2 separate regions of the Homo sapiens genome follow, and region 2 is linked to region 1. The links are chromatin loops, found by intact Hi-C in ENCODE. Cell type or tissue: thyroid gland. All regions are shown on one strand. Each heading gives the region's core, and the rest is flanking DNA. Links, peaks and the distances in the headings are about the cores only. Region 1 holds the start of IGF2BP2 (insulin like growth factor 2 mRNA binding protein 2). Region 2 overlaps IGF2BP2 (insulin like growth factor 2 mRNA binding protein 2).

Region 1 (11,664 bases), core at 5,486-7,985:
TCAAATATATAAACAGTTCCTGTAGAAATCTGGTTTTCATAGCTTTTCTGACTTTTAATAAATGTGCCTAAGTCACTATCCTTTTATGCATAATTCAAAATCATTTACATTTCCTCAACACAGTACTTGAAAATCTGGAGCAACCTCCACACATTAAAAAAACACAAAAACCATGTGTTTACTCAAAATAATTGTGAAATGATAATTCTGATATGCAATTTGTTCTAAATCTTCTTTTAAAAATATTTTAAAAGTTAAATGCTTTTTCTCTTAAAGAAAACATATTGCACTTTAGATCATCAAGTATAAAAGGCTTTGTACAAATATTACTAATATCCTCTCATCTTCTGTCTACCAAACGATAATCTCAGGTTAACATAATAAAAAACAAAATGCTTAGAACATCTCTTACTGGTCATCTTATACCTGGCCATAAGTATAAGGAAACACATGAAAAGCACCATTTGACAGCTGCACTACATATCACAAATCACCTTTTGGAATTAATGTTTAGGTGTTTAGCCATTAAACAGTTTTATAAATTGTTATATTACAATTTAAAATTTTTATGTATTTGGTGAATTGAAAAAAAGCAAGCAAACCATAAAATCTATTTTGATGTATAAATCTCATTGGTTTCTAATATTTAATTAAATGATTTAAAAGCATCAAATAACCAGTCTTTTAAAAATGTAAACTAGAATTTTTAACCAATATCACCAAGTTCACTTTTTTCTGTATTGCTTCTATTTTAACTCTAATACTTATCTCTTTGAGGTTACAATATGCAACTCTCTAGGGTATTACCTAGCACCATGTGAAAAAATTACTAACTTTTTTTTTTCCTGGGAAACTAAAAGTTTAACTCCAAAGCCAAATCAAAAGTAACCTTACAGTTTAATATATATTCTGTGTTAATATATGTTATATCTACACATGGAATCTATGTAAGTAAATGCAGGTATTAATTTCTAAGTCAACAAATTCTTGAAGTAGGAAGGTACCACACAATTTTAACCTAATAAAAGTCATTTCTGTTTCTAGAAAATTAAAAATTGATGCAGCAAAAGACTGCAGCAGGGAGGGCCTGAGATTGGATGTTTTTTTCTTCTTTTTGGTATTTAATTCAACCATACACAATGTAGTACATACAAGCAAAATACAATTGAGATACTGTTTTCTTTAACATTCCTATAGGAGACCAAATTCATTTGCATTGGAGTGAACACAATTACTGATTTTTAACTCATGAAAGACAAATTCATAGCTTTTTCCTACACTATCTCATACTATTCACACCATCTCAGTGAAAGAATGTCTAGAACCACTTAGTTACTTCCTAGAGGTGGGCAGAAACTGCATTTTTCAAAGTTTTGTTTCTCACAGAATCATTCAACTTGAGGTACAAAAGCACATTCAAGTTAGCATGTCTTAGTTCAAAACAAGGCATGCAGTATGTGTGTGTGTGTATGTGTATATATACACATACACACACACACACACACACACACACACACACACACACATAATTTTTAAGTTAACCTTCAACAACACCAAAAATGAAATTTCTGTCAAGGAAGTTTCCAAAACTTTTAACAGCATTTTAAAGCTTACCAGTTTTTTCCTCTTTAATAAACATTTGACCATATGTACTACCAAGAAATATTAATAGAGAAAAAAAGATTCAAACACTTTTATTCAACAGAGCCTGAAACCAACTTACAAAGAGAAATAAATGCTTTATGTGCGGTTGACATTAGAATAATTTGCATTTAATAAGAATAAAACATACGCTGCAAAAAGAAAAGAGTTTTCTATTTCTAAGTGACCCTGAGAAAATAATGGCATCTAGTCTATTATGCTATTATAAAATGATGCCAGAATATTTAACAAAAGATACAACTGGTAAGCAAATGGCATGCCAATAATTTCATAAGATAAAAACATCTCCTCCCAAACTATCATTAACCTTAAAAAATCTATTTGAGATACAGATAATCAAACTAATTCTTGAGAAATCAAAGAAATCACTACAATACAAAGAAAATGCACTCAATTGTTGAATGATTTTTAAGTAAGCAAGCAATGAGGATGAACTATTTTCTTCCCATTTTCATTTCAACTAACACAAAAACCACATATAGAATTGACTTAACACTGCCAAATTTACTTCTAACTTGTTAATATTCACAGAAATGCAACACAAGAACACCAAAATAGTCTCCATATAACATAAAAGCTTTGGTTTCAAATGTCACAGTACCCTGGATTTAGAAAGCCATCAACGTGGTAGTGTCCAGGACATGAGAACATACAGCTGCTTCATCCCTGAAGTCTGATCTCAGTACACAATACCGGTCATTAGCTATCTCTCCCTTAGCCTGCAGTACAAGTAGCTAATTTCTGCATTTAAACTAATAAAGGAAAGGAAAAAAAAATTAAAACCATCCAATCAGAAATGATGTAACTCCTCTAGAGCAGCAGCTTATGCATACATTTGGAATGTTAAACATTTTCAGTGTAGTGAATCATACACAGCGCATTTTAATCTACCTCCTGGGTATTTCACATCGCCCACATGTTCAAAGAAATCATCAACTAATAGGGCTGTATAAATCCTAGATTGCTCTTTATTTAACTTATACTAAAAACTGGGGACATGCCTTCAATTCTGAACTCTTAAACAGAACAAAATTACTTAAATGACACTCCGGCTAACAGCAAATAATCTGCATTTTGAAAGAAAAAAGATAAAAAGTAGTACATTTGTGAGAAGTTTTAGGAGCTGTTAATAACTTTAGATAAACCAGTATTTCACATATACCACAAAATTAAATAATGCACACTGCAACATGAAATGAGACACCAACTAAGATAAAATTCTAGTAATTTTTTTTTTTACTAATTATAACCCCCAAAAGTATTCACAACCGCAAACAGCCAACAGAATTAGACATTTATAGAAACATACTGTATCAAATACTTGGGGTAGTTATTTCACTGTTCAATATATTCATTCTGCAAATTTTCAAGTGTTGTGAGATAGTAATTTATATTTGTTGTAAATAGTTAATATATCAGAAAGCTTCAACTTGGATTTCTCAAGCAAAAAATATTATTTTAAAGAAAAGTATACAAATTTAGAATACCTTATTGAAAACCAATTGGTTACACGTTACATCTTTCCCAATAGAGGAAAGAACTAGCTTAATATTACACATGAAACTGCAAATCATAACTCACCTTTTTTAAATTAAAAAAAAAACAGGATTTAAGTAATTTTCTCATATGCCACAGAGATTATTTGCAAACAAAAGTTATTCTGTTGCTTACTTAAAATAAAACATATCTGGAAATGTGGCACACAATTTTTAAAAATCCCTTCAGCAACACATCTAAGTATTTATAAAATTAGGGTAGTTTGTTTTAAAATCTACTCAATCCTGACAAAAATCAGGTGGTTAAACTATTGACTGATAAACTGTAAAGGTGGTCATCAAAAACTTCATTGAACAGCTCCAGTCCAGCTACTTAATGACTAATGGTGAAGAAATGTATGTGAATGGGATATAAACTAAGTTTCGACACACAGCAGAAGAAAAAAATTTAGAATGAGTAATAAAGGGCCCAAATTTAAAGTCCACAATAAACTTTAAACAAAGATGTTTTCTCTTCTCTTCTCATGTTAGCAAATCACTGTGGAGAAATCCAACCTCCACAAAACTTGTTACTCCGTCATTAACAACAGTGCACTTAAATATAACTATAGATTTCACAAGGGTATTTATTTTAGCCGCAAACATTTCTTACAAGCAACAACAACAAAATGCTCAGAAGCTATACTCAGTAGTCTCAGTGACTGAAAAAGTCCGGCTTTTAACTGCCATCCAATCCAAACAACCCACTTCTTTAGAAAGCTATGCAAAATATTGACCCCTTACTGAATTATTTTACTATTCAACATTAAACTATCTAAAAGAGAAAAGTAATTAATCGCTAAGTTTAGTTAAGCAATTTAGCTGACATAGTAAATATTTACTCTTCACATCTCACAGGAAGTCTTGACAAGCATTTGCTGCTATTCTGCTGGGGGTAGGGGCGGGAGGTGGGGGTGGGAGGCAATTTTTGATAAACAAGTTACAGGGTCCCAGCGAACTGAACATAGCTGGTGTTCGCCACCCCGACCCCCAATTAGGCACCAGATATTTTCCAAGAACAGTAAACACCTTATATAATGAAAGTAAAAAAAAAAAAAGTAGCTTTCTAAACTATGTATCTCCACTAACAAAACAAACAAAAGCCCCTTTAAAAACTACCAAGAGCACGTTTTTTAAAGCTGTGTGTACGTTTTTTACTTATACGTAAGGCCAATCGCAAAAAAAAAACTAAGCAAAGTATATTTACCTTAGCTTTTTAGAGACTGAGTAATCAACTTCCATGATTTTCCCATGCAATTCCACTTTACCTTTAAAACAGAAATTAAAGCACTCAGAACCTTGCTTAGATCAAGCCCGCGGGGGTCTAGGGGGGGCACGCACGGAACTCCACGCTCGGGCTCCGCCTTCGGGCGCCCCCAAGGGGTCTCCTACCCGGATCGAGCTGGGCGAACTTGGTTCCCAGTAGAAAGAAAGGTGGGCGCCCCGTGTCTCGGGACAAGGCGAGGAGGGTGCGAGCCCGGGTCGGACCCCAGGTATAGCCGTGGGTGGCATTACCGGAAAAACAAATTTAATAAAGAGCGGCGCCAATTTGAAAGGATGAGCTCATTTGAAACTCAAGCTGCAGGGCTGGCGCGGCCCCGCTGCTCTCCCGGCCCCCACCTCTCCATTCCGCTAATCCGGGGCCCGAAGGCTCCACCGGGCTCCCCTCCCTGCCCTCTCCTCCCGGTGGCCCCGAGAAAACGAGCCGAAGCCCCCCGGAGTCCGCCGCAGCGACAGCCCTGTCCCTGCCCGCTCCTGGGTGTCACCTTGGCCTCGCCGCCGCCCCGCCCCCACTCCACACGCCGGTGGGGAAGGGGCTCCCGCCGGGCCGGGGTTCGGGGGGCGCCGGCCGGGGCCCGGGGGCCCGCGCGGCTGGGAGCGGAGCGTGTGCTGGGGAGAGTTGGGGAGTGCGCGCGCGCGAGTGTGTGTGTGTGTCGCTCTCCGTCTCCTGTCTGGGCTCCAGCGCGCTCGCGGGCCCCCCGGTCGCCTCTTTCCCGGTTCTCAACCCTGGCCCCCACCGAGTTGAGACAGGGCACCTCGTAAAAAGGTGCTTCTGGCCGAGCGGGAGGCGGGGGGACGGGCGGCGGAAAGCCCCCAGCCCCGAGTTCTTCTCAATAAAATCGGACAAAAAATTCAGAGAAAAATAGGAGCGCTTGAGAGAGCAAGCGAGAGGGGACTGAGGTTCGGGAAAGGACCGAGGGGATGTGCCGTCGTGCGAGGGCTGGGGCTGGGGGAGCCCCGAGATCTCGAAGGGGGTCACCAGGGTGGCGCCGAGGGGGTGCCAAAAGTGGGGGGCCGTGGGGCGAGGTGGGGAGGGGGCTCGAAAGGAGAGTGCGGCTCAGGAGACGCCAGAGGGCGAGAGGTTCTGGGCACGAGGCACTGGAAGAGAGAAGGTCCGGCCGGGGGAGGAGGAAGAGACGCTGGATTTGGGGAAGGGGGGACCCTGACAAAGGGGGTGACAGGAAGGTCAGGGGAGAAGTGAGACAGGGGACGCTCAAAGGGTGGGGGGCGGGGAAGCTCAGAGCAGCCCGGGGCGCCAGGCGAACGAGGGGTGCCCCTAAGGAGCCGGCGAGCCTCGGGAGCCTTCGGAGCGGCACGGGGGGCGCCCCAAGGCTGCGGCCCCGAGGGCGAGGGCAGAGTCCAGAGCTGTGGGGGGAGGGGAGCGGGCCGTCCCAGGAGCGGGCCGGCGGCGAGAGTTGAGGGTCTGGTGCGTGGAAGTGAGCGTGCGGGCGCGGGAGCCGCCGCCGGGCGCCGCCCGCCGGACTCGGCCTCCCTCCCGGCGCCGTCCCGGCCTGAGCGGGGCGAGGCGGGGGGAGGGGGCCGCGCTGAGTGCTCACCCGAGAGGGTCTCGATGGCGCGGATGGCCCAGTTCTGGTCGGGGTAGTCCACGAAGGCGTAGCCGGACTTCAGCAGGACCTGTCCCGCCAGGGGCAGCTTCCTGTCCCCAAAGAGCTGCCGGAGGTCGTCGGCGGTGACGGCGGGGCTCAGGTTCCCGATGTAAAGCTTGTTCATCATCCGTCTCTTCCCCGAGAGCCCGCGGCTCCCCCGGCCCGGTACCCGGCGCTCCTCGCCTCCTCCGCTGCCCTCGTCTCTCCTCCTCCTCCGCCCCCCCTCCCCGCCCTCCGCCCGCCCGCCACCCACCCCCACCCTCAGCCTGGCTCCCCCCACCGCGGCCGGCCCGGCCCGCCCGGGGGCAGAGGCGGAGGCGGGGACTCGGCGCGGCTGCCTCCTCGGGGCAGAGTCCCGGGCCGGGCGGCGGCGCGCGGACAAAGCGCTCTCTCTGCCTCCCTCTCTCTCCCTCTCAAGGCGGTGGCGGGAGGAGGAGCAGCGGCGGGCGGCGGCAGCGCACCCCGCGTGTGTCTGTGTGAGAGTTTGTACGGGCGTGTGCGCAGCCGAGAGGGAGCGAGCGAGCGCCCCCTCCCCGCCCCGCGCCGCTGCGCCCCTCGCCTCGCGCCCACCGCGCTCGGCAGTGGCTGCTCGGGCTCCGGCCCCGCGCCAGGCGGGCGGAAGCGGGTCGCGGCCCCGGGCTGGGGCTCCGGGCGCCGGAACCCCGGGCGGGCGCGGCGCCGAGGCCGGGCGAGCGGCGGGGCGGGGAAGGCGCGCCCCGGGCGCGGGTGGGAGCGCGCGAGGGGGCGACGGGGAGCCGCGGGCGTGGGAGGGAGAGGGGCTGCGAGTGAGCGCGGAGAGGGGTGTGCGCAAGGTGGACCGGATGTGAGTGCGCTGCTGCCAGGGCAAGCGGGAAGGTGTGTCCCGGAGGTGAGAGGCGAGGGCAGGCTGGGAGACAACAACTTTCGCAGCGACTTGGCCGGGGCTGGCGCCCTGCGCGTTCCCGGGCCGTGCGCTCGCTCTGAGACCCGCTCCCCGCCACGCTCTCTGAGGTGACCGAGCGGCGCGTGTGGTCGAAGGATCGCGCGCGGGAGTCGGGACGCCTAGGACCGGGGTTGGCCGGGCCCTCGCGGACCGTGCTCGCGGGGAAGTGGTTCCCGGTCCCGGGCCTCAGTTTCCCGACCGGGGAGGGAAGGCGGAAGGCCAGCGCGGAGTCACGTCCTCTCCGCCCAGACCCCGCGTGTCCGGAACCCCGCGGCAGGCGGCAGCCTGACGTTGGCAGCTGCTCTCTATTCTGGGAAGTGCCGAGGGCTTCCCGGGCGGCGGCGGCGAAAGCCAGGTGGCGGGTGGGGAAACGAACGCCGAGGGGCCAGGGACTGCGGCGAGGCCGGAGCGCTGGGGTCAGCGGCCGGGGGACGGATGGTCGCCGCCCGGCTGCGCGGCCGGTTCAGCTCCAAAGCCAGGGTGGTGGGAGGCGAGGGTGGCTGGAAGCGGAGGAGCGCAGGCTGTGTAGGAGTTCCCCGAGCACTGGGAAGGGCCCGGAGAGGAAAGAGGTCCTTCCAAGCGGAGGAAACAACGTGACCGACGGAAGAGGCAGGGTTGGGATGAGAGCAGGCTGGAGCCGAGGGGCTCGGGCAGGAGCCAGACAGGCTAGAGCGGGCTGCAAGTTCCGGGGCCCGGCTGGAAGCCTGATGGTTAGAGCCTGGTCCCAGCCAGGAAATGAAATTCTACAGGAGGGAGAAGAATGGCGGGATTCAGAGGTGAGGAGGCAGAAGAAGATTCCAAGCTCTGGACCTCTGGGGGCCACTGGGAGAGTTGAAGGTTTGATCGCGGATATGTTGGGTTTTGTGAAGGCGTTGGGGCGCGGGTGCGGGGAGTGTCCTTGGGTGGAGAAGTCACGAATGTAGGAATGGAACAAGTTCGGGTCTCCTGACTGGGTCGTGAAGTAGTATTGTCTTTCCCAAGCTTTCCTGTTGATGAGCGGCGTGGAGAGAATGGGGCTTGCTGGATTTTGTATTTTCCGCAAGTACTCCCAGGTGATTCTGGTCTGGTAAACACTGTTGGAGTGGAAGGCCTATCTGCCCCGGACTCAGACCTTCTCTCTGCCCCCATCTTTGTGCCCTGAGATGTTCCAGCATTCTCGAGCCTAAGTTTCTTCATCTATAAGGAGATAAAATAACCAGTCCTCGCAGGGCTGTTGTGAGGGCTACAAGAAGGATAACTGCCTAGCGTGTTGAGACATGGGTGGTCAGACACTTAATGCCTGTTTCTCTTCTTTCCCCCAGGAATTCATGAACTTTTAAAATACTTTATTCTACAGAAGGAGATCTTCTTAACTAATTAGGTATCCAGAGGAGAAAGTAATGAATCCATTTTCACCTAGATATTTGCAGTTATTTGAATTCTGGCTTTTGTCTCAAGTATTCACATATTTTTTTCTCTCTCTAGAAAAAGAATCGGATTTTACTGCTCCAGGAGTTGAGAATGAACTTGGTTACTAATCCCCAAAGTAATAGATAAACTAGGTGTGGATGCTTCTTTACTAAATTGTATCAGAGAATCACAAATGAACATGACTTGTGCATGCATAAACCTCAGCAGACTGAACTAACCATCTTTAGATTATTTACACATGTGCTCCTAATTGATATGGTCACCTTTATATTATAGGACAGCATATTTGCTTATTATTCACAGGTACATGTAAAGGAGAAACGAGAGTGGCAGGAATAGTTGGCCTCATTCCTCTCCAACAGGTCAGAAAAACTTGTTGTTGTTGTTGTTGTTGTGTAGCATTTTAGATACATCAATTATTTGGTCTTACTGTGAGACGAAAAACACATTAGACAATGTACAGATTCTTGGCAGAGGTGGTGTATCAGTCCATTTTCATACTGCTCTGAAGAAATGCCCAAGACTGGGTAATTTATAAAGAAAAAGAGGCTTAATGGACTCACAGTTCCACACGGCCCAGGAGGCCTCCTCATAGCGGAAGGTGAAGGAGGAGCAAAGGCACATCTTACATGGGGGCAGGCAAGAGCACGTGTGCAGGGGAACTGCCCTTTATAAAACCATCAGATTTCGTGATACTTATTCACTATTGCAAGAACAGCATGGGAAAAACCCACCCCCATGATTCAGTTACCTCCCACCGGGTCCCGCCCATGACATGTGGGAATTATGGGAGTTACGTTTCAAAATGAGATTTGCGTGAGGACACAGCCGAACCCTATCAGGTGGCTTCTGGTGAACTCTTCTTACCCTGCTTCACCAAGTCACTTTGAAATTTTTTTTTTCAGAGAAATAATTGCTCTTTGCTGCAGTTGTCAGCTGTCCTGCTGGAATTTTGGAAACAGCAGGGCTGCAGAAGGAGGGCTTGAACTGTAAGTGTGATGGAGGGCATGCTTCCACTACACCCCTGGTTTGCAGCATCTACAGTGCCTTATCTTAGAATGCAGAGTTATTTTTCACATGATAGAGAAGGGGTTGGGGACCTTTGAAGACAATAGGGGACAGCCTCCAAGTGCAAAGTCAGAAATTCAGAGGCCTTGCTCCTGCCAGGCAAAACTTATTTTCTACCTGTTTTCTCTCGAGTTCCCCTACTTATCCCTCCCCCAGAGAGCTGAAACAGAGACCATCTTGATTGATCTAGACTTGGTTTACACCTGATAAGCCAAGATTTTATGAATGTTTAACAGAGGTCAGAAATTTGGAGAAAATCTTATAGTAGGCATATTACCTTTTAAAGCATGAATTAACTAATGTTTTCCTCAAGAGTTTCAAAGGCAGTACAGATCCTCATTGTTTCCCAGCGATTCTTTTGGGCAAGACAGTGATAAGGTGGCTGGGACAAGCTTTCTTAATCCTTCTTTTCAGGTAAGAAAACTGAAGCTCAGGAAAGTATAATTTTTTCTTAATCACATGGAGGGCCTGAAACACACCTGGAAAAAACATTTTAGTCTAACAACAAAGAGTTCATAAGTGTTAAGTCTTTTTCTTTTCTTTTTTTTTTTTTTTTTTTAAAAAAAGTCTTACTGTCACCCAGGCTGGAGTGTGGTGGGGTGATCATGGCTCACTGCAATCTCAAACTTCCAGACTCAAGCAGTCCTCCCACCTCAGTCTCCCGAGTAGCTGGGACTACAGATGCATGCCACCATGCCCAGCTAAAATTTTTTTTAAGAGATGGGATCTCACTGTGTTGCCCAGGCTGGTCTCAAACTCTTGAGCTCAAGCGATCCTTTTGAACCTACAAAGCTATAGCGGAATGTTTTTTTGCTCAACTGATAATGTAGTCAGTATAACCAGTGTCTCTAGATAATGTGAGAAGTTGAAAGAGAAAGTGAAGCCTATTTGCTGGAAGGCTGAGGCAAAGCCAACATTTGGAGGTAATTCTTAGAAGGTCCTGCACCTGCCTGTGCATCAGGAATGATTTGGTAGTAGGGTAATGTCCCTTAGACCAGTAGTCCCCAACCATTTTGGCACCAGGGACCGGTTTCATGGAAGACTATTTTTCCACAGACAGGTTGGGGGGTGGTTTCAGGATGAAACTTCTTCACCTCAAATCATCAGGCATTAGTTAGATTCTCATAGGGAGCATGCAACCTATCCTCACATGCGCAGTTCAAAATAAGGTTCAAGTTCCGATGAGAATCTGATGCCACCGCTGATCTGACAGGAGGTGGAGCTCAGGCAGTAATGCTTGCCTGCTCCTCACCTCCTGCTGTGTAGCCGGGTTCCTAACAGGCCACAGTACCAGTCCATGGCACCAAGGTTGGGGACCCCTGCCTTAGACACCTTTTCTTGAGTTAGCATAAGATAATTGCCTTATGCCAGTTACTTCATCTATTTGAGCTTCAGATTCCTCATTTGTAAACTAGCCCAATTGTTTCCTCACTATAAACTCTAGCCTACCTCCCCCTGCAGTTTCATATTATGCAAATGCTAGGTCATTTCAGAATTCCGTCTTTTTGCACATTTGTTCTCTTTCCCTGGAATGCATTTCTTCCCCTGGTAAACTCCTGTCTTCCCCTGACTTGGCCCCATGATACACACAGCACTTCATACAGATAAAAAATATTTTGTCTAGTGATAGTTGTACAACTGTGAATATATTAAAAACCATTGAAGTGTATTTTAAGTGAGTAAATTTTACGGTATGTGAGTTATATCTGAATTTTTAAACATGGAGGATGGAGGGAAGCCTTCCCTACTACATGGTGGGTTTCTGGAGGAATAAGATCTTCTCATTTTCCTGTTAGAATTTCCTTTGGCCCGTATGAAACCTGGTCCATAATAAAGGCTCGGGTAATATTGTTGAATAAACAATGACCATCTGAGGTTTGCTCTAAGGGATTAAACGAAGATGTATGTGATGGTATTTATCTTGCACAATCCCCTTGTTGAATTCATTTATTCATGGCACTGTGTAGTGCTAAGCACTGAGGATACAGAATAAATAAACATCATCCTGATCTCAAGGAATTTATGGTCAGTGGAGGAGGCAGATATATAAACAGACCATAGCATGGCATTAGAGGTGCCACAGTAGACTTTGTGAGCATACAAGATAGAGCATCCCATTCAGCCCAGTGTTGGGGAAGGGAACATCAGGAAAGAATTGATTTTGGTTTTGAAGGATAAT
Region 2 (11,664 bases), core at 781-3,280, 52 kb before region 1:
TCAAATACTATGAGCTTACTTGCATTGCAACACTTAGTCTTGGTAATGAAAGAAAACAATGGAACTGGAAAGGTCTGGGGTCTATAACAGACCCATTTTTGAGGCTATGCAGCTCACACGGCCTCTTTGTCACAGAGGTGGGCTTCTGGAGGCGGTGTTTATATCCTGGAACCCTGTCACTGTGGCCATATCTGGTTAGGTCAGAAGTAGGCATCTCTGCCCCAAACAGAGCCAGTCAGAAACTCCTTCACAGCAACTCCTTTTGCTTAAGCTAGCTTGATTCTGTTTCTATTACTCAGAACCAAAAGGCTCTAGATAATACATTTTATGTATTTATTTGGTTTCTTTTCTGCTTGTCCACACTAAATTGTTTGCTCTACAAGGGCAAGGATTTCTGTCTGTTTTGTTCACTGTTCTAGCTCAAGTGCCTAGAATAATGCCTGGCCGATACTACAAAAATGTTTAGATACTCAAAAATGTTTGCTGAATAATGAATACTGTGAGCCTTCCTTAAAGAGTTTTCCCTACTGTAAGTTTTATTCAGTGGGCTGTTCTATTTGCTGAAGAGAAAACGCTAGGCTCTGTAGAGCTTGGTCTTTACCAACCTTCCACACGATATCTAAATATTTTCAAATTTATCTTTTCCCAAATATCTACTCCTCATGCTTCTGTATCTGAAAGATTCTCATCTCTCCTTCACAAGTTAGCAATTCAGTACTACAACGGCTGTACATAGTGTATTATATCACTATATCATCATCAATCATTACAATGGGATAATCCCTATACAACTCCTTTTCTTCCCTTCTCTCTCTTTTTTTTTTTTTTTTTTTTTTGAGACAAAGTCTCGCTGTGTCGCCCAGGCTGGAGTGCAGTGGTGCAACCTCAGCTCACTGCAAACTCTGCCTCCCAGATTCAAGCGATTCTCCTGTCTCAGCCTCCCAAGTAGCTGGGACTACAGGCATGCGCCACCATGCCCAGCTAATTTTTGTATTTTTAGTACAGACGGGGTTTCACCATGTTAGCCAGGCTAGTCTTAAACTCCTGACCTCAGGTGATCCACCCACCTCAGCCTCCCAAAGTGCTGGGATTACAGGCGTGAGCCACCGTGCCCGGCCCTTTCCTTCTCTTTCGCCCTTCTAAATGTCTGCTCTCAATAATGTCATAGCCTGGGCCATCTATTAATGAATGGGCAGAAGACTTCATCCCTGCTTCCCAAGCTCCAGGATTTAAATGGTGTCTGCAAGGGAATATAGAGGTGCTCCAGGAGGCCTGATAACTAACCCCATCAGGGTACCAATTAGGTTCCCAAGAGCAGCAAAGCACGTGACTGCTACCCAGGAGGCTAAATAGCACAATACCATTCCAAATCTCTTCACTAAGGACCAGGTAAGCAGACAAACCAAAAAGATAGCTGGCCACATTTTTATACCTCCTAGGTGCTATTCTAACTCCTATTACTGAGCCATTTACCTGCTCTGTGTGTTGATTAGTAAAACAGATAATTCCTACTTGTCTATATTGTTAAGGAGGAATAATCACTATTATAACACTATAGACTATAGAACTTGAGCTTTTGGCTAAGACAGAATGATCTATTAGACCTTCAAATAATTTAACAGGCGGAAGTACTAAATAAATATAAATTGTTCCCATACAAAGTTTGAGTGCAGATTACACATTCAAATGGAAATATACATGAATAGATAATTTTTAGAAGTAGGAAATTTTCCCCAGATATATGGTTTTAAAATTCAGTGTTTATGCTTAAAACTACTTAGTTAAAAACAGAACAAAATAGACTTTAGGTAAGTTTAAATTTCCTACATAAAAACTAAGTTAGGAAGGCCAAGGAGGGGTTTATTTATAAGGTCAAAAGAAACATGATCAGTTGCTCATAGAAAAATGAGCAACTGGCCTTATCCCTACAGTACTTTACAATTCCTTTGATCAACTCATCTTCTCATGCCACTTTCTTTTTCTTGCTGAAATTTCTCAGTGTAACTTCTTAGGCTTAAATTCTCACAATTTTCTTTTCATTAGCTCAATTTTACTTGCAGTCTGAATACTCGTTTAAAAACAAGTGCTCTAAAAGCCCTTGTGCCACATTTTTAACGTGCTGAGCACACTCATGCAAGTGATCTAACAAAGACAAATACTTTCTCAGCTCCTTCGCGGAGATCTTCTCACTTCTGGCCCTCCCTTCCTGGAAGTCCTGACTTCACTGACTGAGAGGAGAAACAAATCTCTTTTGATCTCTGGCTGGAGTGAGAGCTGCCTGCTGTTCTCTACCTCTCCTTAACACAGTGCTGAACACAATTTTCTGGAGGAGTGCCAGAATGTGTGCCTTTCTGGAAGGGCAAATAATTATGGCCTCATCCTTACTCCAGTTCATACAATTGAGGCGGGTATGGACAGTCTAGAGCACAAGCAAGCAGGAGGGAGACGGTTACACAGGGCTTGCATGGTTTCAATGACTTTCACCAGGTTTCAGATGTCTGCTTGTTTTCCTCTACTACTGCTAAATCACGGACTAAGAAAGTAAAAACAGGCCGGGCATGGTGGTTCCCGCCTGTAAGGCCTGCACTTTGGGAGGCCGAGGTGGGCGGATCACGAGGTCAGGAGATAGAGACCATCTTGACTAACACATTGAAACCCTGTCTCTACTAAAAATACAAAAAATTAGCCAGGCATGGTGGCAGGCACCTATAGTCCCAGCTACTCAGGAGGCTGAGGCAGGAGAATGGAGTGAACCCTGGAGGCAGAGCTTGCAGTGAGCTGAGATCGCGCCACTGCACTCCAGCCTGGGCAACAGAGCGAGACTCTGTCTCAAAAAAAAAAAAAGAAAAGAAAAGAAAGTAAAAACAACTTCAAGAAACACCAGTGGGGCCAACTCCTGCTTTCCCATTGATAAATAAGTCTCACAGACAGTATATGTGACAGTTAAGAGGCGGCTGGGGACGGGCGTGGTGGCTCACACCTGTAATCCCAGCACTTTGGGAGACCAAGGTGGGCAGATCACAAGGTCACGGCAGATCACAAGGTCAGGAGTATCAGACCAGCCTGGCCAATATGATGAAACCCCGTCTCTACTAAAAATACAAAAATTAGCCGGGGATGCTGGTGGGCTCCTGTAGTCCCAGCTACTTGGGAGGCTGAGGCAGGAGAATCTCTTGAACCTGGGAGGCGGGGCTTGCAGTGAGCCCAGATTGTGCCACTGCACTCCAGCCTGGGCAACAGAGTCAGACTCCGTCTAAAAAGAAAAAAAAAAAAAGAGGGAGCTGGGTTCAGATTTTGGCTCCAACACTTGTCTGGATGAACTCTAGCAAGTTACTTAAGCTCTATGGTCTCAGTTTCTTTATTTGTAAAAGAATAATAACAGCACTGACCTCATAGGACTGTTCAGAAGTTATATGAGAAAAACATGCAAAGCATTTACAACAATACCTGCCTTGTGAGAGCTCAGTAAATGATGGCAGTAATAACTGTTGATGTGTGATTAATACCCATATTACTGGTGTTGTTTTGTAAAGGAGTTGTTCCAAGAATTGCAGTGCCTTCATTCAGCAAACATTTCAATGAACACTTATGATATCTTATATGTGGCTAAACTCTGGAGACAGAGACTCAGAAGCCGCAATCTGGACCCTCCAAACAGCATCCAATCAAGTGGAAGATGATCATTTAAACAACACATCACACAATGGTAAGAGCTAGAACAGAGATGTACATAGGATCTTGACAAGCCAAAGAAGCAGCCTGAGAGTTCCAAGGAAGGAGAATGATCCAGAGCAAGGAGAAAGGTGAACTGGAGTGCACCAACAGAATAGGAGAGGGAACATCATTCTGAGCAAGGTTGGGGAATGGCAAAACATAAGACTAATAAGCTTAGCAAAAGCAATGTATGAAAGGTCTAAGATATTTGAACTTTAGCTTGAAGAGAAATGGAGATCACTGACTGTAGGACAAAGGATGGGCTGGGTTAGGGAAATAAAAGAAGATGGCTGAGTGAAGATTACTGCAATAATAAAAACGCCAGTCCAAGCACTAATAAAATGTAAAGGTATAATTTAAGAACTAGCAATTCCACTTCTCAATCCCTACCCTAGAGAAATACTTATATATAAGCGTGAATAATAGGATATTACAAAAATGTTTATTGCAGCATGTTTGGAATTGGAAACAGCCTAGCAATAGGCAAATGGCAAGGTGGCTCAAGCCTGCAATCCCAGCACTTTGGGTGGCCAAGGCGGGATAATCACTTGAGCCCAGGAGTTTGAGACGAACCTGGACAACACAGTGAGGTCACGTCTTTATAAAAAACTTAACAAATTAGCTGGGTGTGGTAGTGCACACCTGTAGTCCCAGCTACCTGGGCAGCTGAGGTGGGAAGATCACTTGAGCCCAGGAATTCAAGGCTGTAGTAAGCTACGATCATGCCACTGTACTCCAGCCTGTGTGAAAGAAGTGAGACTCTGCCTCTAAAAAAATAATAAATAAAAATAAAATAAAAACCCCAAGGTAGGCAAGGATAGATTAAAAACTCCAAAGAGCCTTATAGGTAGTATGGAGTAGAGAGAACAGATCCACAACATGTTTATAATTTAAAGTGACAGGTCTTAGTTGTGGATTGGATGTGAAGGATCAGAAAATGGAAAAAGTAAAAAGTGAGGACCGGGTTACTGACTGGAGAAATGAAGTTGATGGTGGTGCAACTGAGATCCAGGCAGAGAGGATCTGGGGGAAAGGATGCTGAGCCTCGTTTTGAACGTGTTGAGTTGAGGGACTTAGGGACATTCAGATGGAGCTATCCAATAGGAAGGAAGTCAGAAATACAGATCTGCATTTGTGAATCCAGGGTGAGGGCGGAGATAGAGAAGACTCCAGAATGCAGCCAAAGCCACAGCAGGGGTGTCATGGGAGTTGAAGGTAACGAAGATGGACCACCCCAGGAGATAAGAGTGCAAGGGAGAAAAAAAGAGCAGATGCCACAGCAACCAACATTTTCTCAGAACTACACTATTTTCATCTTCATCGGTCTTGTCAACAACAACTTTCTCAAACATTCCAATGTTCTTTATTTATATACCATCTGTTTCACAAATATTTGAGGCAGCTTATGGTAAAGACATACAATAAAACAGTGCAATATAAATGAAATGAATACATCAGGGTAAGAAAATAGGAAATTAGATTAGGAGGTCAAGACAGAAGCAGACTCAGAAAGAAAGTAGGGTTAAAATACAATTATTCAGTTCAAAAGGGTACTAAAGAGTTGCTACATTAGAGCTATGAGTTTGGCTCTGAGCTTCCTAGTGGCCAAAGTGAAAAGAGAGATAGTTGCCTCCAAAAGAAGAAACTACAGGAAGTCCTCACTTAATGTTGTCAATAGCTTCTTGGAAACTGCAACTTTAAGCAAAATGATGTGTAACAAAACCAATTTTACCATAGGCTAGTTAATATAAAGAAGAGTTAAGTTTTTAAGGTATATTTCTGGTCACAAAACCACCAGCCTGGGCAACATGGCAAAACCTTGTCTCTAAAAAAATAAAAGATTAGCCAAAACCAAAACCAAAACAAAACAAAAAAAATTAGCTAAGCATGGTGGCTCATGCCTGTAGTCCCAGCTATTCAGGAGGATGGCTTGGGCCCAGGAAGTCGAAGCTGCAGTGAGCCAAGATCGCACCACTAGCCTCTAGCCTGGGTGACAGAGCAAGACCCTGTCTCAAAAAAACAACAACAATAACAAAATCACCAAACTTCTAAAAGAAAAACCCCAAAACACTTTCAATTTTAAACATTTAAATAAATGAGCTATGCACACATCTAAGAAATATTCATAAAAACAAGTAAGATCATTATTTACCCAATTTTCAGTGAATCAGTGAGTGATGTCAGTCATAATGGTGGTGGGTTAAATCAAGGAATAAATGTTTGCAAAGCTAAAATTGTAAGGAGCATCTCCTATCACCACACAGTTCAAAAACCATCACAAGGGCTGGGCACAGTGGCTCACACCTGTAATCCCAGCACTTTGGGAGGCCAAGGCAGGCAGATCTCCTGAGGTCAGGAGGTCGAGACCAACCCGGTCAACATGGTGAAATCCTGTTTCTACTAAATATACAAAAAAATTAGCCCGGCACAGTGATGCACATCTGTAATCCCAGCTACTTGGGAGGCTGAGGCAGGAGAATCTCTTGAACCCAGGAGGTGGAGGTTGCAGTGAGCCGAGATTGCAAGAGTGAGACTCCGTCAAAAAAAAAAAAATCACAAATGTGGAGGCTCGCTGAGCATTGTTGTGCTGTATCACTTACTGTCATGCATTTGTACTACCATCTACTTTCATTTTACAGTAATTTATATTCATTCATTCATTCATTTTCCAACCTGCTTATTCCAATACAAAGTTGAGAGTAGCTGGAGCACGTCTTGGCAGCTCAGGGCACAAGGCCAGAAGCAACCCTGGACAGGACACCATTCCATCTCACGGCACTCACACACACCCCCACACTCACTCAGACAGGGACAACTTAGACACGCCAATTAACCTAATGTGTGCAACTTTAGAATATGGGAGGAAACTGGAGTACTCAGAGAAAAGCCACACAGACAGGGAGAATGTGCAAATTCTACACAGCGGCCTAGCCAGGAGTCAACTTTTTTCTCATCAACATTATAATAAAGCAACATAAAACTGAATGACATTATTTGGGACCTGCTGTATATTCCCTCTCAGGATTAACTGATTTGCCCAAGATCACCTAGTTAAAAGGCGAATAATGCCTTCCCCTCTACCAAGTTGCTTCAACATGCAAGTACTCTACAGCTAGTCACAGTCTCATTATCAGGATGGCACAGCAGGAAGGGAACTAGACTCGGAATCTGGACACCTGGTTCTACAGGACTAGCTCTTCTGCTAACCATGAACCCAAGACAGGTCATTTACATTTTTGGTGTCTTGTTTTCTCAACTATAAAATAACTACTTTCACTGAACCAGAGTCAACCAATACATGCTATTTGTGCTACAATTCTCCAATCCAGCACACTCTGACCAACATTGCTAGTTAATCACAGAAATCTTTTCTGTTGAACCCAGATGAGACCTCAAAACCTTACATAACAGTGTTCAGGTGATCACCAATAAGTCAACATGGGCACTCTGGCCTTAGAGGTTCCTTCTCTAAAGTGCCTCCAGAGCTAACACACTACCATGCAGTGATCATGGTGTATGCCGCTCTATGGCATCCTCTCTTGAAAAAGGAAGGCTGAGGGTGATTTGACTGAGCTGCTAAGGTAGGCAGATATGGAACAAAGCTTTTTTTTTTTTTGCAGTTATTTTTAAACTTCTAAAAATACTTTGATATGCTAAAATTAAAACTCATGAGTCAAAATACACTACTGATTAAAATAAAACACTTCCAAATCATCTACCACAGGAAATCTAGGAAAGGCATGGCAGCATGTACCAAGCTGAAAATCTTTAGGAATAACTCAAACTTTAAAGGGATCTTTCTTCTATTTTCAAAGTGTATTGTGAGCATTTCCACAGAATTCTCTGCACAAAAGTAGAGACATACAACAGATCTACAGCACCCTTCACCCAGTTTCAATCACCATCAACATTTTGCCATAAATGTTCACAGTATCTAACTTTAAAGGTCAAGATGACTGGGGGCTATGGTCCAAATTCTGGCAAAACATAGCTTCCTAGGAAACATGCTTGTGTCCATGAGTTAATACATGGGCACACACACCCATAAAATAACTTCCACACAATGCTAAAAAATGAACTGGAGCAAGATTCTTGCTATTCCAAGTGTGGTCCCTGATCACCAACTGGGAGCTTGTTAAAACTACAGACCCCCAGGCCTCATTCCAAACTTACTGAGTCACAATTTACATTTTAACAAAATCCCCAGGTAATGAGTCTGCACGCTAAGGTTTACAAAAGCACTGGTCTACTCTAGACCACCGTAACTGTCCTCTGAAAGCTTCTCCTATTGCCATTCTGAAAAGCTGGGCAAGAAACCAAAGTATAAAATACAGTGTTCATTTTACTTGGGAGAGTTATTTGCCATTAAACAATAAAATGTAAAGGTATATGATTTAAGACTTAGCAATTCCACTTCTCAATCCCTACCCTAGAGAAATACTTGTATATAAGCGTAAATAACAGGATATTACAAAGATGTTTATTGCAGCATGTTTGGAATTGGAAACAGCCTAACCATAGGCAAATGGCAAAACAAACCAGTACAGACAGTAAACGGAGGCTAAAGTGAATGAGCCAGATCATGGAAAGTTCTAGACATGTTGCGTGAAAAAAGCCAGTTGTGGAATGTTCCACTTAGTATGACAGTTGTTTAAAGTAAAAGAAAAGAAACACAAATGCCTCATTATATATTCTCTCTGGATACATATACGCATATGTAAAGGAAGAGAAAAGGTCTGGAAAGACAGATAATGAAAGGAAATAGTGGTTACAACTGGGAAAGGAGGAAAGGGACCAGGATTAGGGATGGGAGGTTAAAAGAGGATTATGATGTTCTATTTGCTTATTAATTGAAAGGAGAATACATCACTTATCACCTGTGGGACAAATATTTTTCAAGTAGCTATATAGTTCCTTGGCCAAATGAGTTTATGGAGAGAACATATGTTCAGGATAAGGCTGCAGAAAGATGGACAGAAAATTTAAAGATCTTCAGCAAACTGCGGGTATTTGGTACACTGGCACAGACCATTTTTTCTCGCGTTTTCTCCCACATACACATTCAGCTGCTACTGCGTATATTCTGCGCTATTTAAAAAGGTCTTCAAAAGTGGTATGATGTTGGTTTTTCTGTGTATACACAGAAAGGTAGCTTTTTTCATTTGTCTGTGAGCTACCTGAAAACATGTTATATACGTGATTCCTTCTGCTACTGCACATTCCCACGGATGATATGAATTCTACCTAAATGAATTACTCACCAGGCTATGTATAATCATAATAATATATTTTTAAGATCCCTAAGAAGTGCACAGAGCACATATCGTCCCCATTTTATAGCCGAAGAAACCAGCTCAGAAAGGTTGCATGATATGTCTACGGACTATCTAACCAGTAAGTGGCAAAGCTAGACCTTGGCTCACATCTTGTGATTCCAAGTCCTCTATCATTTCAATTACACCACATTTGCCACACTGTCATATTTAAATATAATACCTATCCACATTTTAAGGCAGTTTTTTGGCAGCTTCAGGTTGGAAATTCTCAGGAGAAACATTAGAATTCAAATAATATGTACACTTTGGGGCTCTCAAATCTAGTTATTTGAGTTTTTTAACTTTTCCAATACCTTGCCTTGAACAACCCAAGGAAATAAGGCTGCAAAAAAATACTACTACCCTATCCTCAACATAAAGTAGATTAAGGATGAATTCCAGCTATTCTGCATTTTTAAAAAAATTGTCTGTTTTTATTGTGGAAAAAACTCAACAAATACAAAAGCAGACAAATACTATGTATCCATCTCCCAGCTTCAGCAATGATAATCCATTAGAAATGTCATAGTGAGAATGTCAACAGTGTTTGAGGAGCTGGGAGGAAAGGAAGAATCTAGTTGTCTGTCCCGAATAATAGGCTGAAAAATTCCATTTCTAAAGGTAAGTGACACCTGGAAGCTTTTCATGTGAAATATTCTCAATCTGACTTATAGGCTTTGTGAAGTTAAACTCTTTTTAAAGGTTTGGCGTTAACAGGGTTAAAAGGTTACAGTGGATCCTGGATATTAAATAATAATATTAAAATAATACAACTGACTTCTTGAAGTCGGTTTAAGCATTGTGACTAGAGAGATACAACTCTGGACATATATGCATGCCTTTATTTATAGCAGCAAGCACCAAGTCTTATGGGAAAAGCTCCTCAATCATTTAAAAATCAAACTATTTTAAGCACCTCACAACTTTCTAAGAATTTTGTTTGTTTGCTTTAACATTGTTCCCAAAAGTTGGGTCATAAGTTGTTTGTGTTTGTGTGTGTGTGTGTGTGTGTATGCATGAGTGCGTTTGCTTTGGGGAAATGTGCAAAATGGGGTTAGTGGGTTTGAAGCATCAAAGGCTCTTTGAATAGTTCTAACCAGGGCTGCATTTGTGGGATAAGGTCCTGGGAGTTCATAGTATGACTAAGAAGTGAATTAGCTACTTGAAATATTTTTTTTTAGAATTGGGCAGAATATATATATTGTTTAAAAAATATGAATCAAGCACAGCTCACTTCAAATAGAAGGCATATTTCCCATAACCATTTAAAACATATGTACTGGTTCTGAGATCTTGCTAAATTTAAACCGTGACTCAGTAGAGTAAGACAACTCCTTCCTTCTTCGTTCAGAAAGAAAAGAGTGAAGAGATGGCCCTAGTAGTGAGTACTGCTAAAAACACCCTCTTTGTGCCAGGAACTTAATGTGCCAGGAAAATTTTAATGATGTAGAGAATTATTAGCCCCCAACTCCCTTTTCTTAGATGAGAAAACAACAGGTTGAAGGTATTTAAAACTCGCTTAAAATCACACGGCTAATTTCTAATATTGGTCCATTTGACTCCAAAATCTACCCCTTTTCCTCTGTATCACATTGATATTCAACTAGACTAGAAGCATCATGTGTTTGCTTCAAATAGTCTTGAAACGTTTCACCGACTATCTCTGCTTGGAATTAACCTTTTGGGCATGGTGTTCTCTAATTTACCATGTTCAAGAAACTCACATTCGTTTACATAGAAAGTTATATTACCATCCACTAATTTTGAGACCCTTTGAAAAGGGCTTTCCACTATACCATGGCACTTACAAGGTGGTCACCAAAAAATAATTATTCCTAGTAATTTTATTCCATCACTGGGAGCGCAGACTGTCAATTAACAGGCATACCTACACTGGTCTTACCTGAAAATAGCTACATAACTGTGTCCACACAGTGACTAGAATAAGTCAAAGCATGAAACTCACAGGGTACAAGGCTCTTACACAGAGAAGAGCCGGCATGAAGTTCACCAGGATCCCAGGGTGGGGACTGGGAGGTGGAAGTCGCTGGCTTTCTGGCATGGTCACCAAGTAACACCCACCTGAGATGTTCTCCCAAAGTCTTGTGGTGGTTATTGTTTTCAACTCCATCTTTAAGAGCACATATGAAGAAGTTATGTAGTTGGGATTAACCACCTGTCAGCTGTGGGCCTTGTGTTATCAAGTTACTAACACAATTAATAGTTCTAATTACATAGTTTTTAGTTCAAGTTTAATTCCACTAAAGTGTCATGGTGAAGCTAGACCAATTATGAAGGTTTATGGATAAAAGGATAGTGATAAGATTAAAGGTTATCATATATATGATTCACAGTTGAGACACACAAGATACTTGCAAACCAAGAGTGGTCCTTCTTGTTCTACGAACAGCAATAAAAGTAAATGTGCCCCTCACCTATACAGATTTCTAAACATCTGGACTCTTACTGAAAATAGATTGAAGCCTCTGCTCTGAGAAGGTCATGGAAGGCCTAACTGCACAATGGCCCTCAGGTGGGAGAGTGGGCTAGGCCCTCCAGGGTTACAGGGAGCTCTGCACAGGGGAAGAAGGACTTAAGGTGGTAGAAAGCCACTGTGATTGCCAAGGTCAGCAAA

What was found. A loop is a pair of places that touch in the nucleus more often than their neighbours do. Peaks named below come from ENCODE experiments on the same cell type or tissue, not always from the same donor. Only the 100,000 strongest peaks of a DNase experiment are listed, where the experiment ranks them.
Region 2: it touches region 1 in a loop (1.9-fold over the local background); 11 of 110 quality-filtered maps call a loop at or near these places.

Annotation. Positions count from the first base shown.
Region 1 is chr3:185,818,749-185,830,412 of GRCh38, forward strand. It overlaps IGF2BP2 (insulin like growth factor 2 mRNA binding protein 2), which reads right to left and starts at 6,294. Exons shown (of 16, transcript NM_006548.6): 1 at 6,035-6,294; 2 at 4,405-4,465. The coding sequence starts at 6,212. RefSeq lists an enhancer at 4,297-5,160 and silencers at 6,100-6,330, 6,342-6,611, 7,022-7,111. In thyroid gland, for the core only: a CTCF peak has its summit at 6,529; DNase peaks (open chromatin) are centred at 5,555, 6,453, 6,993 and 7,573; H3K4me3 peaks cover 2,492 bases; H3K27ac peaks cover 2,154 bases.
Region 2 is chr3:185,771,764-185,783,427 of GRCh38, forward strand. All of the region lies in intron 2 of IGF2BP2 (insulin like growth factor 2 mRNA binding protein 2), which reads right to left. Among named protein-coding and RNA genes, the nearest start is that of MIR548AQ, 9.7 kb to the left of the region's middle. RefSeq lists enhancers at 1,889-2,741, 7,324-8,221, 8,309-8,809. In thyroid gland, for the core only: no CTCF peak of the experiment used is centred there; a DNase peak (open chromatin) is centred at 2,188; H3K27ac peaks cover 822 bases.